Regions from separate parts of the Homo sapiens genome. Here region 1 is linked to region 2. A link is a loop called in an ENCODE intact Hi-C map of the cell type or tissue named here. Cell type or tissue: endothelial cell of umbilical vein. All regions are shown on one strand. Each heading gives the region's core, and the rest is flanking DNA. Links, peaks and the distances in the headings are about the cores only.

What was found. Hi-C counts contacts between places; a loop is a spot of excess contacts. Peaks named below come from ENCODE experiments on the same cell type or tissue, not always from the same donor. Only the 100,000 strongest peaks of a DNase experiment are listed, where the experiment ranks them.
Region 1: a loop joins it to region 2, with 2.3 times the contacts of the local background. A loop is called at or near these places in 2 of 110 quality-filtered maps.

Annotation. Positions count from the first base shown.
Region 1 is chr1:44,841,809-44,844,610 of GRCh38, forward strand. It overlaps PTCH2 (patched 2), which reads right to left and starts at 1,445. Exons shown (of 22, transcript NM_003738.5): 1 at 1,053-1,445; 2 at 39-231. The coding sequence starts at 1,124. RefSeq lists a silencer at 1,391-1,660. In endothelial cell of umbilical vein, for the core only: no CTCF peak of the experiment used is centred there; a DNase peak (open chromatin) is centred at 1,593; H3K4me3 peaks cover 880 bases.
Region 2 is chr1:44,924,176-44,926,977 of GRCh38, forward strand. EIF2B3 (eukaryotic translation initiation factor 2B subunit gamma) reads right to left here. Exons shown (of 12, transcript NM_020365.5): 5 at 2,453-2,564. Among named protein-coding and RNA genes, the nearest start is that of EIF2B3, 61 kb to the right of the region's middle. In endothelial cell of umbilical vein, for the core only: a CTCF peak has its summit at 1,048 (motif pointing right); a DNase peak (open chromatin) is centred at 966; H3K27ac peaks cover 1,553 bases.

The sequences.
Region 1 (2,802 bases), core at 123-2,622, 82 kb before region 2:
CCATACCTGAGCAGCTATGGCCAGTGTCCACAACTTACCTTCTACCCAGAGCTGTTCCAAGTTTGTCTCAATAATGGCCATGCGGAGACCTAATGCCAGGGCCCCAAAGGCCAACAGTCCCAGAAAGAGCACTTTGCCACAATGTCTCTGGATCCCGCATCCCAGAGAGAAGAGCAGGCCCTGGAAGTAAGCACGAAGCCAGAGTGGAGCCTTCAGGCTCCCAGCTAGGATCTGGGATGGAAAGAGAAGGGTCAGCCAGGCATCACTGCAACAATGCATGAAATCCTTCCCTTCTCACCCTGTATATCTGCTGCCCAGCCCTCGCTTCTTGATTTCTGGATGTGGGACAGGGAGCACCAACACAGACACAGGCCCAGACTTGGAAGATGTAACACCCACCATCCCCAGCACACACCTGAGGAAGGCATAGGCCTATTTTCCTTTCTTTTCTTTTTGTTTTCTCTCCTTTTTTTTTTTTTTTTTTTTTTTGAGACGCAGTCTCGCTCTGTTGCCCTGGCTGGAGTGCAGTGGTGTGATCTCGGCTGACTGCAACCTCCGCCTCCCAGGTTCAAGAGATTCTCCTGCCTCAGCCTCCCGAGTAGTTGGGACTACAGGCGCCCGCCACCACGCCCTGCTAATTTTTTATTTTTAGTAGAGACAGAGTTTCCCCATGTTGGCCTGGCTGGTCTCGAACTCCTGACCTCAGGTAATCTGCCTGCCTCAGCCTCCCAGTGTTGGGATTACAGGCGTGAGTCACCGCGCCCGGCCGGCATAGGCCCATTTTCTGAGAGCAGGATACATATGTACACACACCTGTCGTCGGGTGGACACAGAGGTGAACCCACAGACATTCATTCTCACTGGCCAGACGATGAGGAGACACCGGCACAGACACACCGACACACACGCACAACTTGCTTGCGGTGCTGGCTCTCACTTGCCTTCAGACATCTAATGACACTCGGCACTTCAAGACATCACAAACCTTGCAGAGGCCCGAGTGACAGACCTGGCTCCGCTCTCTTCCTTCTTCCAGCTCCCCCTCTACTCACCTGGGGTGCTGCGGTTCGAGCTGGGGGTGTGTAACTCGGGGGCAGCTCTCTGAGGGGCGGCGATCGAGTCATGCTGGCGGGGATGGGGGGCGCGGGCGCCCCCAACCCGCGTTATCTGGGCGCTCCCATAGGCTAGCCCGGTCTCCCGGTACCGCTGGGCCCCGCGTAGGGATTCAGTGGGGCCGCCAAGGCGCGGGCGTGGGAGAGACTGTGGGGTGTGGGTGTTAAAGCGGCTGGGAGGGAGGAGTGCAGGGAGCTGCGGGTCCGGGGCGCGGCGCCGGGATTCACCCGCTCCGTGGGCCGTGGGCCGCGGCGGCTGGAGGAGGAATGGGTCCCGCGCGCAGGCGGAATTGCTGGCCCGAGACGCACAGCAGGGCTCGAGGTGGCAACTGCAGTCCCCGGGAGGCGGCTGGAGCTCCAGAAAAGGGAGCTGGCCGGGGCGACGCCCTCCCATTGGCTGAGGGGCCCGCAAATTACCCTAGCCGCGCGGCCCGGCCCGCTGCTAGGTAACGGCGCCGCAGGGGGCGGGGCGGGAGACCACCCAGGCTGGGCCACCCCGCGCCTCCCTCCCGCCCGCGGGGCCCCAGGGAGGAGGAGGGAGGGGGATCCCGGAGAGGCGCAGCGCCGGCCAAGTGTAAGTCCAGAGGCTTACGCTGAGAAAGGGCCTTTGCGGGCTCTGTTAGGGATACACTTTTTTTTTTTTTTTTAAGACGGGGTCTCACTCTGTCACCCAGGCTGGAGTGCAGTGGCTCCATCTCGGCTTGCAGGCTCCGCCTTCCAGGCTCAAGCCATCCTCCCACCTCAGCCTCCCGAGTAGCTGGGATCACAGGCATGCACCACCACGCCCGGCTTTTTGTATTTTTGGTAGAGAACGGGTTTCGCCATGTTGCCCCGGTTGGTCTCAGACTCCCGAGCTCAGGATATCCGCCCGCCTCAGCCTCCCAAAGTGTTGGGATGACAAGCGTGAGCCACCGCGCCCGGCCTAGGGCCACAATTTCTTTTTCTTTTCTTTTTTTTTTTTTTCAGGCTTAATTCACTTTATTTTTCTTGTATAAAAACCCTATGTTGTAGCCACAGCTGGAGCCTGGATCCTCTGCGCGGAGACTCTGGTGTGGGTCTTGACGAGGTGGTCAGTGAATTCCTGATAGGGAGACTTGGTGAATACAGTCTCCTTCCAGAGGTCGGGGGTCAGGTAGCAGTAGGTCTTAGAGATGGCATCAAAGTGGGTAGGGCCACACTTTCTTTCCGACCCAATCAAAGCCCAAGATTTCTTCTGTTCACTCTTCCCGGCTTCCATTCTTGCCCTCTTCAGTCCACTCTCTCCACTGAGACCAGAGTCATTTCTCTAACATGCAAATCTGATAGCTCCAAAGCACAAGGCCCACTTGGAGCACAGGGCCCTGTGTGATCTAGCTAAAGCCTTCTCTCCCATAGTTCCCTCACATCAGTGTTCCCTCGTTCCTGCCTTTGTACATGTTTTGGTCCTTTTGTCTTGGCAGATAATCTTCAAAAACTGAACTTGAATCACCCCCAAAACCCACCTTTTTTTTTTTTTTTTTGAGGCAGGATCTCCCTCTGTTGCCCAGGTTGGAGTGCAGTGGTGCCTTCACAGCACACTGCAGCCTTGAGCTCCCAGTCTCAAGGGATCCTCCCACCTCGACCTCCCAAATGGCTGGGACTACAGGTGTGCACCACCACACCTAGCTAATTTTTGTAATTTTGTATAGACAGGGTTTTGCCATGTTGCCCA
Region 2 (2,802 bases), core at 74-2,573:
GTGATCCCCCCGCCTAGGCCTCCCAAAGTGCTGGGATTACAGGCGTGAGCCACCGCGCCCAGCCAGAGATTCTAATTTCTTAAACGATTTTCTTTTTTACCTAGATCACTGATATCTCAGACCATTCCTCTTTGTCAATAATTTGATTTTCAGTGGTGTCTATGCCATTCTTTAGCTATTTTAAAATTTATTAACTCTGTAATAATTTAATCCTTTTTTTGTTTGTTTGTTTTTGTTTGTTTTTTGAGACCGAGTCTCACTCTGTCGCCCAGCGCAATCTAGGCTCACTGCAACCCCTGACTCTTGGGTTCAAGCAATTCTCCTGCCTCAGCCTCCCAAGTAGCTGGGACTACAGGCACATGCCACCACGCCTGGCTAATTTTTGTATTTTTAGTAGAGACGGGGTTTCACTGTGTTAGCCAGGATAGTCTCGATCTCCCGACCTTGTGATCCACCTGCCTCTGCCTCCCAAAGTGCTGGAATTACAGGCGTGAGCCACCATGCCTGGCCAATCCTCTTTTTTTTGGTTCTATAATATCCTCTTTTTTATCATCTCATTACTGAACTTTTATTTATTAAATTCATGTTGTAATAAGTAGTTTTATGGTTATACAGTTGCATAGTTTTAAGAAAATTTCTTCTGTTTCTTGAGTTATATTCTTTTCAGGATAGCTTCTTTGTCTTTTACGGGACATTTTTCTTGCTTTCATTTTGTTTTCTGTAGTATATTTGTACAGCTGACATTCTGATTCTTTTGAGCTTACTCATGCTTGAGTCATGGCTCTGCCCAGATGTTTTATTTGTTTTGATATAACATAAATGAATTCTCTTTTCCTTCTGTATCTGAGACCAGCTACCATGTAAGTACTGGTGTGGAGAAACTGGGGCTCTTATGCACTGTTGGTGGGATTGTAAAATAGTGAAAATGCCATGGAAACAGTATGTAGTTTCCTCAAAAAATTAAACATCATAGTTCTCTACCATATGATCCAGTAATCCCACTTCTAAATATATATCCAAAAGAACTGAAAGCAAGGTCTTGAAGAGATGTCTGTACACCCACGTTCACTGCAGCACTATTCACAATAGCCAAGAGGTGGCAGCAACTCAAATGTCTGTCAGAAGATAAATGGATGACAAAATGTGGCTACATACATACAACGGAGTATTATTCAGCCTTAAAAAAAACGAAATCCGTTATATGCTACGGCATGGACAAACCTTGAGGACATTATGCTAAGTAAAATTAGCCAGTCACAAAAAGACCAATATTGTATGATTTCACTTAGATATTTAAAGTAGAATCGTGGGTAGCAAGGCCTTGCGGGGAGAAAAAAATGGGGAGGGGAGCTGTTGTTTGATAGGTATAGAATTTCAGATTTGCAAGATGAAAGTTCTCGAGATCTGTTTCACCACAATGTGAACACATTTAACACTACTCAACTGTTCACTTAAAAATGGCCACTTAGGGCTGGGCACGGTGGCTCACTCCTGTAATCCCCAGCACTTTGGGGGCTGAGGCGGGTGGACTACGGGTCAGGAGTTCAATACCAGCCCAGCCAATATGGTGAAACCCCGTATCTACTAAAAATACAAAAATTAGCTGGGTGTGGTGGCACATGCCTGTAGTCCCAGCTGCTTGGGAGGCTGAGGCAGGAGAATCGCTTGAACCTGGGAGGCGGAGGTTACAGTGAGCCAAGATTGCACCATTGCATTCCAGCCTGGGCAACAGAGCAAGACTCCCTCTCCAAAAAAAAAGGCCACTTAGAATGGGCCGCACGGTGGCTCACGCCTGTAATCCTAGCACTTTGGGGGGCCGAGGTGGGCGGATCACTTGAGGTCAGGAGCTAGAGACCAGCCTGGCCAACATGGTGAAACTCCGTCTCTACTAAAAATACAAAAATTAGCTGGGCGTGGTGGCGCATACCTGTAATCCCAGCTACTCAGGAGGCTGAGGCAGGAGAATCACTTGAACCCAGGAGGCAGAGGTCGCAGTGAGCCAAGATTGCACCACTGTACTCCAGCCTGGGTGACAGAGTGAGACTCAGTCTCAAAAAACTTAAAACAAAAACCAAAGCCAAACCAAACCAAACCAAAACAAAACAAAAAAACAAAGGTTACAATGGTACATTTTATGTCATGTGTTTTTTTTACCACTTTTTTTTTTAAAGGGGATTTATAACACTGTCAGAAAGACAGTCCTGTTCTCCTCACAGCTGCTTTGCTTTACTCTTTTGCAGGATTTGGCTCTACCTTGGCAAGAAAAGACAGGGAAACAGGCTTATGCAGTGAAGAAAAGCCTTCATCCTGTCTCATGGGAAAAATATTCACATACTTTTGTCAATTTCACACAGTATAGTCTAGTTTTCATTCCCTCTTTCCCATCCACTGGGTGGTTTTATTTTGTTTTAAGACAAGGAGAATTGCCAGAAGAAAAAACCCTAGGGCTTACTTCTGTAGGATGGATCCCTTAATGACCAGCTCTTCATCCAAGTCTGCTTCATTAGCCATGAAGAGCAGCCTCTTTCCTGTGCTGTCCACTCCAATGAAGTCACGCTGCTCCACTGAATCATACAAAAGAAAAAAAAAATCAAATAAAGCCATTTGCCCTGCCTGTATGAATACACCAGGGAACACAGTATCTGCTCAGTGCTCTTGGAAACAACACAGGATTGAAGGGTGGGTGCAGTGGCTCACGCCTGTAATCCCAAGACTTTGGGAGGCCAAGGTGGGTGGATCACCTGGGGTCAGGACTTTGAGACCAGCCTGGCCAACATGGCGAAAGACTGTCTCTACTAAAAA